2 separate regions of the Homo sapiens genome follow, and region 2 is linked to region 1. The links are chromatin loops, found by intact Hi-C in ENCODE. Cell type or tissue: psoas muscle. All regions are shown on one strand.

Region 1 (8,000 bases):
AACATTAGCATTCCAATTATACAGCACCCTCTTATACATTTGTTCATCTGGGACATATTAGTTGAACTTAGACAAGCACCCCAGTAGAAAAATAGACTTAACCAGGCAGTTCATAAGGTAATAAATACAGATGAAGAGTCAACCTTCACTGCAATCAAGGATGCAATATTAAGCAACAAGATGCAATCTTTTGGGCCTATCCAAAAAGGCAAAGGCATTTAAAGTGATGATCCCCAGGGTTGGTGAAGATGTGAGCACACACACCTTTATGCTGCTTGGGAGGAAATGAGGTGATTTAATATTTTGGAGAACAATTTGGAAATTTATATCAAAATCTTCAAAACTATGCATGCCCTTTGTCCCAGGAAATCCATAATAAGGAATTATCCTGAAGAAATTATCAGAATTATTTACAAAGGTTTATTGTAGAAATAACTACTAATGATTTATTGTAATAGCAAAAAGTCGACAAGCTGAAGTCTCCAGTAATGGGATTTGTTAAAAGAACCATGAAAAAATCATATTTTGGAAGATTTTTGTGACATAGGAAATGGTTAACATGTACTCAAAATATTAATTTGAGTATTATTAACAAATTATGAGATAATGTGAAATTATGAAAAATGTGTACGATAAAATACATACACACATACATATGGATGTGCATGTGTAAATATATGTGTATATGTATGTGTTTATATATGTATATGTATATATTATATAGGCTGGGGGAAGAAGGGCTGGAAGGATAATCTGTAGAATATTAATTTTTGTTCTCTCTAGTTTCAGGGTAATGGGTGATTTTTTGTGTATTTTTCTATATTTTCTATCATAAGAAATGTTAGTGATGGCTACTATTTATGGAGGGTTTATCATGTGCCAGACACTGTGATAACTCTTTATATTTATCAGGAGATAAGACAGTAGGTTAATTTACCAGATTATAAATTATATAAAATTATGCCCACTTTACAGATGAGTAAACTAAGGGTTGTGTCCAACCAAGGCCCTCGCTCTTCTTGTAGACGATGCCCTGATACCCCAGAGCCCAGTGTGTCCCACTGAAAGGGCCTTGTTATGTGTGACCTGTAGCGCAGGACCAGGAAAGAGAGTGGAAGAGATGTCTGCTTGCCTTCCAGTCCTCCTTCAATATTTAAGGGGTTCAAATGGTGTGTGTTCTGGGCCAATTTTTTCTTCCCTTCTTTATCCTAAAAGGAGGCAGCTGAGCACACTGGAAAGAGCACTGTGTAGAATTCCAGGCCTGGTTTGCCAATGTGACCTTGAGCCAGTCCCTTCCTCCCTCTGTGTGTCAGTTTCCTGCTGGGGCTGGACTCCATGATTCCACTCACTCCTGAAAGAGGATCTGTAATAACTCAGGGGCATTACTGGGGCTAGAATAAGCTAGTGCTCTTTCTTCAGGTCCCAAATCAAGATATCTACGCCCACTTCAAAACCCTTGGAGCCCTCTGATGTACCAATGATGAAATCCATTCATTCCTTCACTAATTTTTGCGACGAACTCCTGTGTTCCACTTTTATCTAAATGTTCTTATTCAATCCCCACAAGGGATCTGTTGGGTGGGTATTAAATGACTTTTTGATTTCTGGAGAGAAATACATTTTTGTAGCTTCATCAGCCATGAAAGCAGAAAAATCAAAGAGAATTAAGATATTATTGGTGTCCCTCTTTTCGAACCCTCCCAACACATTTAATCCCAGAATTAGCCCTTACTTTATTTGTCATCATCCAACAGCCTTTTAGGGAACCCGCTGAGCATTAAGTGAGGTCTGTTTAGCAGCACAGAGTAAGCTGACATTCACAGTCTACCGGTTCAAATCAGCCATGTCCCTGCACGTGGATGAGGTGGCTGCTACAGGTGTCACTGTGTGTAAGTGTCGGGTGGGAGGAGAGCGGCCTGGAAGGAAGGGCCCCTGTGAATTCACAGGACTCCATGCAAGTGAAAGATCCTGTGGGCCCCATGCTGAAAATCCTCCATCAGCAGGCTCTTGAATTTAAACTAAAATTCCAGCTCCTCCCCTGGGGGTCACAGATCTTACCTGAGGAAGCCCTGCCCACCTCTTTGATGCCAGCTCCTGTTCTCCTCTCCAGCATTCTCAGTTCCAGCACCCTGGCCTTCTTTAGACAGTCCTTGGTGTCCCTTCTGCCTGGAAGGCTCTCCTCCCAGATCATTACCTACCTGGCTCCTTCTGGGATCAACTCAAAGGCAGTGACCTGGTTTGTCTCACTCACTGCTGAGAATCCCCAGCACCTAAAACAATGCTTAGTACATAGTAGGCCCTTAGTGAATATTTGATACATGAATAATTTTTCCTAGGAGACATCCCTGAGGTCTGCCTGGAGGAGGGGGCATGTAAGCTAGGCCCTAGACACTAAGCAGCTCTCTGGGCCTCTCCTTCTCTGGCCTACTTCAGGTTTTTTGTTTTGTTTTGTTTTTTGTTTTTTCATCTGGACACATACTTTTTCCCAGGATGACCTCATCCATGCAGATACTGGATTTCAGCTACTATCTTGGTGCAGTCTCTCCCCAGGATGCTGTCTCGCAGTCCCCTGCCTTCCCTGCTCTTTGTCTCTTCTCAGCTGTCCTATTTCTGGTGCTTAATTACAGTCCTGCTATGCAGACAATGACGATGCCATCATTCTCAAAAGATGATTGTGTCTGCTCGGTCTTTTGTCCAGAGCAGAAAGACAGCAAGATGGTCCAGATCATAAAAATGCGTGCTGTGTTAGCTCAAATCCATTTTGGAAAGCACTGGAGTGATGTTGTCTGTCACCACACTCATGGGCTCACCCAAAAAGCTCATATAGCTTCTGATCTGCTCCGGGCAGGATGTCTTATTAAATTAATTACAATTTTCAGACCTAAGCTCTTTTTTTAGAAGCACTTTTAAAACAGCTTGTGTGTGTGTATGTGTGTGCGCGCGTGCGTGTGTATGACGGGAGCTGGAGTTTTTCCAGCCAGGAGCAAATTTAGCCACTAAACAGTTTGGGTGGAAAATGTGCTCGGGCATTCGGCCTGAGTTTAGGCCTTGGCAAACAGAGCTGTTATCTTCATTGGACACAACAGGCAAAAGGCCAGAGACAAACTTTTCAAGGCCCTCTGAGCATATTTGAGACCAGGTGAGGATGAGTGGGGAGAAAATCATTGGCTCCAAGAGGAGAAGAAAAGTACCATCAACTGCAAATGAATAATAATGTTATCAACAAAACTAGAAAACATTCTCATTTTAAGCTGAAAATATTATGCTTCATAAGGGGTATGAGTGTATTTTAGTATTCTGACACGGCACAGGACAGGACAACACGAAGCGGACATGCCCCGCCTGGGGAGATTTTCTGAAGGCCTCGTGGGTAAACAGGGCTGTCTTTCTCTCATCGACCTCACTAGAAACCACCTAGGTTGCTCCGAAAGAGAAAGCTTTTGTGGTGGGAGGAGAGAGGCTTTTATTCCTCCATCATAAATCGGAGAGTTTAAACTTCACTGGCAAGAGGAAGATTTAAGAATTAAAATGATGAAAACTTATAAAATCTTTCCAACAGGACGGTAATTGCAGTAATAATCCCCTTTGTTATAGAAGCTACTGTATTATGGGTGACCTTGACTTCCATTATGTACTGTTACCTTTAGCTCGGAATCTATAACTCAGGGGACTATTAATTATCTTGCCATAAGTGCCGGCCAGAGTGGGGGGCTTTCTGAAAAAGTAAATGCCACATCGATATGAAGTGGAGTTTCTCTGCTGCTCGACGGCTGTTATCAGCGATTAGGGTTCAGCAGCCCGTGGTCAAAGCCAGAAGATTATTCCTGCTTAGGTTCCACACCACCTCAAACTTTTCTGATCACCATGACCTCTGTCTGTGATTTATCCCAGCTCGTGAAACACAACAGTTTGTATATACAATTTAAACACTCCTACTTCTTCATCAACCACATCCCTGGGGTGTGCTCTCCTGCTAAAAGGTGAATAAAAATAAAACACTCTCTTTTCAAATATTGTTTTCCTTGGGGTGTTTTTTTTTTTTTTTTTTGCAATTTAAAGTTTGTCCCATGGAATGATACATTCCCATCTTCCATCATGTATTGTTATTGGGACAGAGAACATTAATTATACTATATCCAGCTCAATAAATGTTGACTATCCTATGCTGGGGGTGACACAAAGAATTTTTTTTAATGAGCCAGAAATCAGATTAGAGGAAGGCCTTTCACTTACCATCTTTTTCTTAAAAGGGCTAGCTCGAACCAACATTCTGACTACTCAGCATCCGTTGGAAATCGTATCCTTCGATTTCAATCTTCGGTTACAGCCAAGAAACTATTCTGAGAAGTTCTCAGCAGTCATGACTAACCCCAAAGCAAGATTTCCATTTTCCCCCCAATGCCCTAATTGAATTTAGGGGTCGGTTATGTTTTGCATAGGCATCTACCCCACATCAAGGGCAGGCATTCAAAAAGAGTCTTATGGAGTGGATCAGATAAATATGGGCTGCAAATGTGCTGATTTACCCCAGCTTGTAAAACAAAACAATTTACGTACACAATTTAAACATTCTTTCTAGTTTTTCACAAACCACATCCCTTGGGTGTATAATTGAGATTTCCTTGCCACCCAGAAGATAGTGAGCTAGTCCGCCGGGCTTTGTTCCCCTTCTGCGGGAGGGCGGCTGGCGCTGTGAGCTGCTGCTTAGAAACGAGAGGCCGGCAGCTTTGGATTCGCGGCTGTCAGATGCTGGACCGGGCCGGCAACGCTAGAGTGCAGGCTGACATAAGGATTACGGATGTGCTGCAGCCAGCCTGACGGAAAAGGCAGAAGCCTCTGCCAATAGAGGTGTTGTCTGTTACCTTCTTTATTTAGGCTTCGGGAGAGAAACCGGAGCCGAAGTAGGTAGAGGGAAGGAGGACACGTTTGATGCTCAAAGACCCCTGCCAGCTTGAGTCACATTGCCATGAGCCGGCTATCCGTATAAGATGCAAAAGCAGCAGCCGGAAAGGCATGCTTTTCTACCTTGGTTCTCCCTCGGTAGAGCCCTGGAGGAGGGGATGTAGATCTTCCCGTAGGTGAGGCTGCGATCTGTCCAAGGATCTAAAATCTACTTCAATAATCAGGGACCTGGGCACCTTTCCCCTAATTGATGTCGGAATAACTATAGTAAGGTGATCCAACCTAACCATCCATCAGTAAGAGAATGAGAGAGAAATAAAAGAATAAAGGAAGTGACAGAATCACATAGTGGAATACTACATCACAGTTAAAAGGAACGAACTAGGTTGACAGTTGGAAAAAGCAAGTTGTAGAATTTCACAAAGACACCAAGTGCTACTCCCCATGGCTTCTGGATTCCTCTAGATGTAGTGAAAGTACAGAAATGAAGGCAAGAAGGAAACATACAACATTTAGTCCAGCCGCTGGAGAAGGAGGAAGGGAAAGAGAAGGCTAAGATAGAGACGGGACAAAAGAAACTTCGGATTTATGTGCATTGTTTCATTTTTACTAAACTAATCTGGAGCAAATACGGCTTTTAAAAGACACGTTTTTCTTTCTGTTTTGTGGGATCTTGTTCGTTTGCATTGTTCTCAGTACTTTTTGTATTTACAGTGGTTAATTTTAAAGAAAAATAATTGGAAATATGAGTGTAAACCACAGACAGATGCTCACTTTCAACACAGCTCCGGTGTTGGGTCCATAAGCCCCCAAGTCAGAATACAGCTGAAAAGTTGTAGAAGTCAGTCACCTTTATAATTTTAAATGGCACCATTTGGGTGTAATTGAGTCTCTTTTCTCCCCCTCCATCCCCGCCCCTCTCCTTTTAGTCAAATTAAACTTATTGATTAGAGCCCATTAGTATGTAATGGATTGTTAATTTGACTCTTTTTACAAATCATATTTATCTGCACCAATAAAATATTTGGATTTAATATTCATATGTCACATTTATGGTGATGTTGATTGAGGGCCAAGCAATTTGAAGTGAAAGCAGACACTCCGTCCTTTATTCACACAAGGGAAATGCACAATTAGCTCCATGCACTCCTCCAGAGGTGAGAAACTTAAATATAAAGAAAATTAGAGAAAAGGAGAGAAACGTGCCCCCCCCCCGCCTTTTTTGCAGACATGAAAGAAACTCCATATAGTGTTTACACATTATTCAGCAATGGACTAGAATTGGTGCATCCTCCTCGTGTGTTACTCAAGTTATTTATAATGTGGTTGCAAAATCCCAGCTAGGAACAAAAAGTCAGATTTTTGGTAAACATCGATTAAGCTGTGGCCTCTTGTACTCATTTCTCCTATAGAGGAAAATAGAGCCCCAAGAAAGATCACGTCCTTGCCTCCTTTTGCTGGTAGAGGGCACTTAACAGTCAGATGCTTAAAGGGAAAACATGAATATATTTTATGTGCATTTGAAATAGATATTAACTGAATGCTGCAGGTGATATGGCAGCTGGGAATGCAGGAGAAAAATACTGAAAACTGCTGCCATTTATTGAGTGCCTATTCTCTGCCTGGCTCCTGGAATAATGATAACAATATTTAACATATAATACAGCATGAGCATCATCCAGTTGGAGTGGATGCCAGCCGAAAACACAACTGGTAAGCTTTAGTGGTGCACCAGCCAAGTTTTCAGCCCTGCTTGCTTCTGGAACAGGAAATGCTACGTTTAAGTTTGTTTAATGCTCAATTAAAGGAGCTGCATTCGCCCGGGCTGCTAATGCATTTGATTATTTCTTTTCTCTTTTTTTGTACTCTTAACGTTTTTTAAGTCTTAAAACATCTTGGCTTTTTTTGTTTGTTTGGTTGGTTGGTTTTTGCAAGCCACTTCAAACCTTTTGAGAAGCAGTCAGGGTATCCATTTTAAATAAATACATGATTTTCCTGATCCTGGCCAAATCTCATTACAAAGAAAACCGAGGCACCATCAGATTCCTTTGTTGCCCAGGGGGTTGTCCTATCAATATTGTATAAAGCAGTCAGGTCATTGGCTAGGCTTCAAATTCTTTTTTGTTATTTCGACCGTTTGGGGTAATACTTGTTGTAATGAGAGGCAATCTTTAAAAATAAAATTTCTTTTCATGAGGTTGGTACAAAAAGAGTCTTGCACAGTCGATGACTGACTGTGACAATATTTGGTCCATGGTCTTTGCAGACAAAGAGCTTGGCTGGTCATCATTAACGATGGTGCATGATTGCTACAACTTTTTTTGACAGTCTGCTTTCCGACAGAAACTATAAGCAGCCTATTGTCAACTCGTTTTACTGAGCTCAGGAAATTTCCATTTGTCACTTAACAGCCATGTGTCAGAAGCAAGATGCTTTGAACATGAATTGTGATTTCTTTCAGTTATCTTATGAGAATGCATGTTCTTTCCACTAGCGTGAAATGACCTAATTTTTGAAGTGGTAACCTTTATTAAAAAAAAAAACAATTAACATTCAAGTTTTCATATTTAATACCATCGTAAGTTTTTTTCCTCTAAGAAACCCAATCCCCTTCAAGGCAGTCATTATGCTAGATAAGTATGTGGTGAGCCAGGATATAGAGAGGAAGTGGGAAGTTTCCCTGGACTCAGCAGAAATTTGGTGTCAGAAGCAGAAATAGCCCCTTGTAAGCACATGGCTAATGGTTACATAGCTCTTCCTTTTCTGCATGGGTTCAAGGGGATAGATTTTTACACGAATATGTCATGGCTCCGGACTGAACTGTAAAATTCTAGAGGACAGGGAATAGAACCTATTTGTTTATTTCTCTCTCCAGGACCTAATGAAATAAGTATTTGTTGATTACATGGTAAATTTGGGGATTAGAAATGTCCTTAAAATCTTGATCAAGTTACTTCGAACTCTGGCAACACTTTTATCATATCTGGACTGAGTGTAATAATATTTTAAAGATTAATGAAATGTTGGGCAGCTCTTGTGCTATTTGGCTGTTGCAGGAACTGAGTCATAAGGCAAAAACATTTATAAAATACAAAATA
Region 2 (8,000 bases), 250 kb after region 1:
TTCTTGTTCCTTCATTGCTTCCTGAGAACAACTCCTAGATTACCCACCTACCCACCTGCACCCAAACTCTGTGAATTCAGAGTCTGGAAACCAGACATGCACCTGCCCCAACCCTGTTAGTTTCTATCAAAAAAGATGTCCCCCTATGTGCATCACCTCCTGGTATTCATACCCTTACATAGCCTGACATTGTGTCAGGGTGGCCGGGGGTGACCAACAAAATCCAGTGGAGGCCACAGCATGTGACTTCTAAGGCTAAGTCATAGAAGACGTTCCTCCTCTTCCTCTTCCTCCTCCTCCTCCTTCTTCTTCTTCCTCTTGTTCTTCTAGACAGGGTCTTGCTCTGTTGCCCAGGCTGGAATGCAGTGGTGCAAACACAGCTCACTGCAGCCTCAACCTCTGGAATGAAGCAATCCTCTCATCTCAGCCTCCCAAGTAGCTGAGGCTACACGCATGGCCACCAGACACAGGTAATTTTTATTTTTATTTCTGTAGAGGTGGGGTCTCTCTATGTTGCCCAGGCTAGTCTCAGATGCCTGGGCTCAAGCAATTCTCCTGCCTCAGCCTTCCAAAGTTCTGGGATTATAGGTGTGAGCCACTGTGCCTGGCTATCCTTCCTTTTGGATCACTTGGGTCACTCACTGTAGAGGCCACGAGCCACCCTGCAGTAAGAACACTCAGAAAACCCTAAAGAGAGGTCCATGTGATTAGAAACTGATGCCTCCTGCCAACAGCCAGCATCACCCAGCCATCCTTGTGAGTCAGCCAAATTGGAAAAGGAACCTGCAGCCCCAGTGAAGCCTTGAGATGACCCAGCCCCAGCTGACAACTTGACTGCAACTTCACAAGAGACCTTGAGCCACAACCACCCAACTAAGCTGCTCCTGCATTCCTGATCCACAAAATGATGCAAAATAATAAATGCTCATGATTATTTTAAGCTGCTAAGTTTTGGGTTAATTTGTTATTCAGCAATACATAACTAATACATTTGTTGAATGGCATCAATTTTACAAATATTTGTTGCAGACCTACCATGAGTCAGGTGCTGCTATTATAATGCTGACCAAGGCAGATATAGGCAAATGCTAATGTAATTACAGCTGTACTATGTGTTGCGAAGAAGAGGAATCTGGTGCCCTGGAGAGTGCAGTGAAAGGAACTGGCCTTGTCCAGCAGGTTAGGGAAGGCTTTCCCAAGGAAGTAACTGTGACCCTAAGAACTGTAGAATGAGTAGGGGTTGATCAGGTGACAAGGGGTGAGGGAGCTGTAAGAACGTTGTGTGTATTCCCCCTTGGCACTTTTGCTCAGACTGGTTTCTCCTACCTGGAATTCCTTTTTCCCAATGTCTACTTAATTCCATTCTACCTGTACTCAAGTTTCAACTCATATACAGCCTTCTCTGGAAAAACTTCCCTATTTCCCATAGTGCAATTAGTTCCTCACCTGGTGCACAGAGGTGTACCAAGTGTGCACCCCTATGGGTGCACATAGCACGTGACAAACCTCTCAACATATTTTTCTCACTCTCTTTTAGTGTCATGGTTCATAGAATGGGCTCTAAAATCAGATTACATAAATTCAAATCTCTACTTAACAATTATTCACTATCTAACCTCCCTGGGTTTATCTATAAAATAAGAGTAACTACCTCATAAGGGTTTTGCAAGGATTAAATGGTTAACATATGTACGAATAACATATGGATATCACTACCATAATGTTACATAAAAAACAACCCCAAAACTCAGTGGCTGAAACAATGATGTCCTCTTGTTTGTGTATATGATGGTTGGCTGGGAACTGGCTGATCTTGGCTGGGCTCTGCTGAGCTTGGCTCCAAGCTGCAGCACACGTGAGTTTGTTCCATGGTTCTGTCTTCTTCCTTGAACCATTGAGCTGTTCAGGAGACACTCTTCTCATGATGATAGCAGCAACATGAGGGAACAAGCCCAATTACACAAGCACTTTCAAGCCCTTGCTTGTGTCACATCTGTGAGCAGCCCTTTAGCTAAAGCTAGTAACATGGCTGAGCTCAAAATCAAGGCAGGGGAGTACATTTCACCTGTGATGGAAAGACAGCCAAGTCATGTAACAAGAGACCTGGATACAGGAAGTGTAAAGAATTGGGACAAGCAATTCCACCTATCATAAGACAGGCAGAACATTTTGAACATGCCAGGCACATTGCAGGTGCTCAAATAATTTGTGAGCTATGATATTATTTTCATATACGTCTTATGTGTCCATCCTACAACTGCAACCCCCAACTAGACTTTGAATTCCTTGGAGAGGGAAGGAGATTAACTGAAATATGCATGCCCTTTGTGCTGGGCATTGTGCTGCACTTTACCAGCTTTCTCCCACTGAAACTTAACAACTGTCCAGTAAGGAGGATTCTAATTCAATCTAGTTATGAAGAAACTGAGGTTCAGAGAGGTTAAGTGACTTGCTCAAGAACACACAGCTAATGAGTAATGCAGGTATCCATATGGTTCATTTTCTTACTCTATTCAGGTCTCTGTTCCAAAGGCACCTCTCAAGGAGGCTTTCACTGACAACTCCATTTAAAAGGGTACCCCATTTCTCTCTACATACTGTTATTCTGCTTTATCTTTCATTTTTCTGCATACCATATACCAACACCTGACATATTATACGCTTGATTACTGAATCCCCTGGTCTCCTCTGAGATCAGGGATCTTGTCTGTCTTATTCACTCCTATAACACTGGCATCCAGAGCAGTGTCTGGCCTGAAAGAGCTCAATACATTTATTGAATAAAGAATTGTGTTGTGAGCTGCAATCTATCTGACAACCCAACAAAATAGTAAGATAACTTTTCATTTTATTGTTAATAAAACTGAGGTTCAGAAAGGTAAAGTGACTTGCCCAGGGCAGCATAGTTAATAAGCATTCCTGTTGGGTTTTGAAAGTGTGTCTCTGCATGATCCCAAAGATGTTGTCATTTCCCCTAGACCGTGTTGTCTCACTGGAAACTCTCAACATGGAATAGCCCTGAGGCTGACAGCATCCTTGCACTCAACTGGGTCCTCGACCCAGCTCAAGGCAGGTCCCTGGGACGTGGCTTGAGAACCTTCCTTTCCTCCCCTCCAGTGGTGACATGGTGCTCAGGAAAGGACAAGTCACTGGTATCAGACAGAGGGCTGGGCCTTGCCCACTGGTCCCTCTTGTTGAGCTGTGTGACCTTGGGCAATGCTCCTCCCCTCCCTGGCCTTAGTTCTGGGTTCCAAAGAGATACTCAGGAACCGCCACTGTAGTAAGGGAGGGTCTCAGTGTACAGGGCTCAGAACCCCTACTCTGGCTCCTGGCTCTACCCAGGGTAGCTTAACATACCTGTTCTGTAGATTTGCGTTTCTAGTAAATTGTCCCTTGATACACACCTATTAGAATAGTGGGAAAAGGTAACAGTATCAATTGCCGGTGAAGATATAGAACAGCCAGAACTCTCATTCATTGCTGATGGGAATGCAACATGGTGCAATCACTTCGGAAAACAATTTGGTGGTTTCTTAGAAAGTTGAACATATACTTATAACATGACCCAGAATGCACTTGTATTTTCCAAAAAGATATAATATATATGTTGTGTGTGTTTATACAAAAGCCTGTACTCAAATGTTCATAGAATCTTCGTAATAGCCGAAAAGTAGAAATAAACTCAATATCCCTCCTGTGGGGAATGGCTAAACAAACTGTGGTTTATCCATACAATGAATTCCATGCAGCAACCAAGGGCAATGAGCTACCGACACACAGAGCAACCGAATGGGTCTCCAGGGCATTGTGTTAAATGAAATGGCCGCATTATGTGTGATTCCATTTACAGAACATTCTGAAAAAGGCAACACTCCAGGGACAGAAAACAGATCCATGGTTGCCAGGGGTGGGGGAAGGGGCTGACCACAAGGGACTTGGGGATTTTAGGGGGACGATAGAACTCTTCTATATCTTGATTGTGGTAGTAGTTACACAACTGTATGTTTTTGTTAAAGCAGCAGAATTGTATGCTGTAAGGGTGAATTTTGCTGAATGCAAATTATACCCTAATTTAATACTTAAAAAAAATCATCTGAAGAAAAGATTCTGTGGCTGCAAAACAAAAGCTGGAAAATCCCCAAACTGGAGCAGACTAGAGGTCTTTCCCAATACACCAGTGTGGGTTCCTGGGAAGACCCAGCTTCTGCCCTTGCCTGCTCTGAGCTGAGGCCAGGGGTTCGGTTTGTGGGTCTGACACCATGTGTCTGAGTATCTGCTGGGTGCCCTGCCTGGAAGACGTTTGGTCCTCTCATGCCTGCTCCTGTGTGGCCTCCACTGAACAAACACTGACCCCTGCTGTCTTCATCTATTCCTTCTTCACTCCAGCTTGATCTCAGGACCAGAAAACCATGGTCCATCCCTAGGTCTGGGGAAGTCACAGGGGTAGCAGAGATGGGGAGCTGATCTGAGGCTAGGAAAAGACCTGGCAGCCAGTGCTTCAGGGGATGGACGCGATGGTGAACTGGGCTTTTTTCCTGGAGCCTCAAGCTGCCTCCTGGCCCTGGGGCAGGGTAGGACAGATGGGTCAAGGGCCAGGCAGACACCAGGTGGATAGCCCAGAGGCTCCCAGGACACATTACTATGTCTTTTCCTTGTCCAGGTTTTACTGTCCTGGCCTTGGCATCAGAAGGGGACACCAGGGCTTCCACAGATGGGGGCAGCACTGGGGTGGGGTAGGAGGCAGACAGAGGACTTTGGTGAAGTCCTGCTCAGCCTCTCTGGACCTCAGTCTTTTTAGCTGTTAAGTAGGGATGCCAATCACTGCTCCTCTATTTCATTTATTCATGTACTGAGCACCAGTTACTATAGAGGTCTTTGGGAGTAAGGGGATGATCGTCACTACCGGGATCCCTGGCTCCACAGAGCTCAGAGATTCACAGTGATAGTAGTACCATCAAGCTGTGGCTATGCCCAGGCCCAGTCTACAGGGAGGCCTTGGAATTGGTCTACTATTTACAACTGCCTGGGGACCACTCAGGAGAAATGAGGGGAAGAGAGACTGGCTAGAAGCAGATGGTGGGATAGATCCTGGGCTCTCTTGGCAGCTTCTCCTTGACCCTCCTGTCCCAGAGCCCCCTTAAACCTGTCCTCAGATGCTGGTTCAGATGAGAGAACACCAACCTCTGGGGTGAACATGCCCAGGGTGAGGGAGGCCCAGGGGGCCAGGAACAATGTGCCTGGGCCCATGTGCTGATGTGCATGCACTTACATGTGTGGATATTTGCATGTGTAGTGACTTGTACATATGAGTGTGTGTGCATATGACTGCTTATGAATACATGCTAGGGCTTGCATGTATCTGTGCTTGCATGTGTGTACATCTCTAAGGGTAAGAACACACAGTCCTGTGGATCTCTGCATATGTGCACTGTCACATGTGTGTGGGGGTGTGAGCGCGGGGTGCATCTGCGTGCATGAGCAATGTGGCCAGTGTGTGCCTCTGTGTTCTCATGTGGGTACATGTGTCTGAAGCAGTATACACTGATACATGAGCTTACGTACATATTTCTGGCTCTGCAGGTACACAATGTACACAATGTGTGTGTTGGTGAGTCTGAGTGTGTGTGCGTTTTTGTGTGTGCATTTGTGTGTGTGTGTGCAGAGCTACCAGGATTCATTTCCCATCTCAAGTCCCAAGAACCCTTGTCTAAGAAAGGGGCTGCTGCCCCAGCTGCCCAAGGTTGAGGGTTCAGGCAAACACACAGCTGCCTTCCTCCTGGGGCAAAGCCGGAGCCTCCCCAGGTGTCAGCAGCTACCCCAGCAGGGCAGGGCCAGGCCAAGCACAGCCAGCCAAGCACCGACGCGCTCCCTTCATGTGGTGGCATGGGCCTATTTCTGTCTTGTTTGGTTCATCCTGGCCGGGTGTTCCCATCCAATAATGCCCTGTTTCTCCACCCGGCTATTTCGGCTGAGGAATGTGCTGTTTGTGTCTCAAGCAGAAAACCAAAAACCCCCATTATGGTTAGCTGTCCTGCGGCTTCGAGCAGCCACTCATTTATTTAGGTTTCTCCTGGTCTATATTTGTCGATGGATGACAAGATGAACTCAGAAGGCAGGGGGTGGAGGGGACCAGGGCCTCTCTGGGGAGGCTGGGACATCATCTCAGGCCTCCCTTCTGCCCAGGGCAGTATTTGACTTCTCCTCCAGGAGGAGTCGGCCCTTCTGCTCTCCTCACCCCACCCTGGGCTGCAACACCCCTAGGACATACTTCCCTTCAGACCATCAGTGGCTGGTTGTCCCAGCCAGGCCTCTCCTCTCTGCTTGCCTTAGTTCCACCGCAAATTCTCCCCATGTAGGATTTTTCTAGAGTCCGGCTCCACACAGCCAGAGCAGCATTGGTACAGTTAGGATGCAGAATCCAGAACAAAGCTGTCTGGTTCAAATCTTGGCTTGGCCATCTGCTGGCTGGGTAGCCTCAAAGGAGTTACTCAACTTCTTTGTGTAGCCATCCCCTCATCTATGAAATAGAAACAATAATTTCTTTCCAATTGTAAGGCACACATTTTCACACTCTGATGTTGGTCTTACAATCAGTGGTCTGACATTAAGTGACCACATTTATTCTCCCTCTCAATGGTACATCGAATAATGGAGTGGTATCTAATCAATGATCTTAAGGATTCTATGAAATACACCAGCACGACAGTAACAGATGGCACTCTCAAATGAAGATCATTTGAGGAGGTTGTAATAAAGGAACACACAGGTGTGGCTGGGGTGTAGGGAAATCGCAGGTGATAGTAAAGGACCTGGGACTGGGAAGAGAGGCTGCTATGACTCCGGCCTCAGGAGGAGGTGGTGGGCGTGGTTACTAGAACCCTTTTTTTTTTTTTTTTAATTCTTTTCAGTCCTGCTCCTTCTGTAACTAGAACCTTGAAGGAGAGAGTTGAGAGAGAGAGGAGCTGCTTGAGAGAGAGCAATGACCTTCAGTGGAAAGACACAGCCCGTCCAAGGTAGGCTCCACCATCTATCAGTGGCATGGCCTTGGGCAAGTTATTTAACTTACCTGTACCTCAGTTTACTCATCTGCAAAGTGGGAATGATAATGATCCCTACCTCATAGGATTGTTGGAGGCTTAAATAGTAAAGGCACATCAAGTATTTAGGACACCTCAACAAACACTGCCCATCATCATCATCATCATCCTCATCGTAGTACTGATACCTGGAGTAGAGTTCTCTGCCTGGTGTTCTAAGCCACCTTGGTTCTCATCCTAATTCCAAGACAAACTGTCCACCCTCCTGTCTGTTCTGTAAACTACTCAGTATCCCTTTAACAAACTGATTTTTTTGCTTGGGTCAACCCAGCTTGATTTCTGTTGCTTGCTACCAGGATGCCTAACCTTGGGGTGTCACAGTAATGATACAGAATCAGGTTACCTTCCCAGCAGACATCAGTGATGATACATTTGTGGCTTGCCGCCAAATGCCAGCCCTGATTACACGCTGTCCCACTCAGCCTCACAAGATTAGGTCACAGACAGCAACCTACCATGAGGATTCTCTGATGGAAGTGGGAGTGGAGGGTTGAGAGCTCTGTTTCTTCCAGCCTTCCCTCCTCAACACTCCAGGACCTCAGTCCTAGCCCTGGATCTTCTAGAGAGCACTGATTTCCAACCATTACATCCACAGCCCACGTGGGTCAAACCAAAGTCATCAGACCATCCATCTCACCCTATCCCCCAGCCAGAAGGAAGGGATCACATTGAAAAGCCTCGCAGAAGCGCTTAGGGAATCTTCATGTACACCTCTGCTATAGAAATAAGGGCACAGATGATTCACAACCAGACTGCAACACCTACATGTTTCAGAGTCTAGTAGTTATTGGAAAATGATAGGCCCCACACTCTGTTGGTGCAAATATGTATCTCTACATGTTGTGGGGTTAACCAACAACCCACCACAAGCTGAGCTGATGAAGAGGGAACCAAACCAACAGC

The links. A loop is a pair of places that touch in the nucleus more often than their neighbours do. Peaks named below come from ENCODE experiments on the same cell type or tissue, not always from the same donor. Only the 100,000 strongest peaks of a DNase experiment are listed, where the experiment ranks them.
Region 2: it touches region 1 in a loop (11-fold over the local background); 7 of 110 quality-filtered maps call a loop at or near these places.

What each region holds. Positions count from the first base shown.
Region 1 is chr16:55,368,001-55,376,000 of GRCh38, reverse strand. LOC105371279 (a long non-coding RNA gene) reads left to right here and starts at 6,436. Exons shown (of 3, transcript XR_933600.3): 1 at 6,436-6,615. In psoas muscle, a CTCF peak has its summit at 4,750; a DNase peak (open chromatin) is centred at 4,740; H3K27me3 peaks cover 330 bases.
Region 2 is chr16:55,116,908-55,124,907 of GRCh38, reverse strand. No RefSeq gene overlaps it. Among named protein-coding and RNA genes, the nearest start is that of IRX5, 190 kb to the right of the region's middle. In psoas muscle, a CTCF peak has its summit at 4,368 (motif pointing left); no DNase peak of the experiment used is centred here.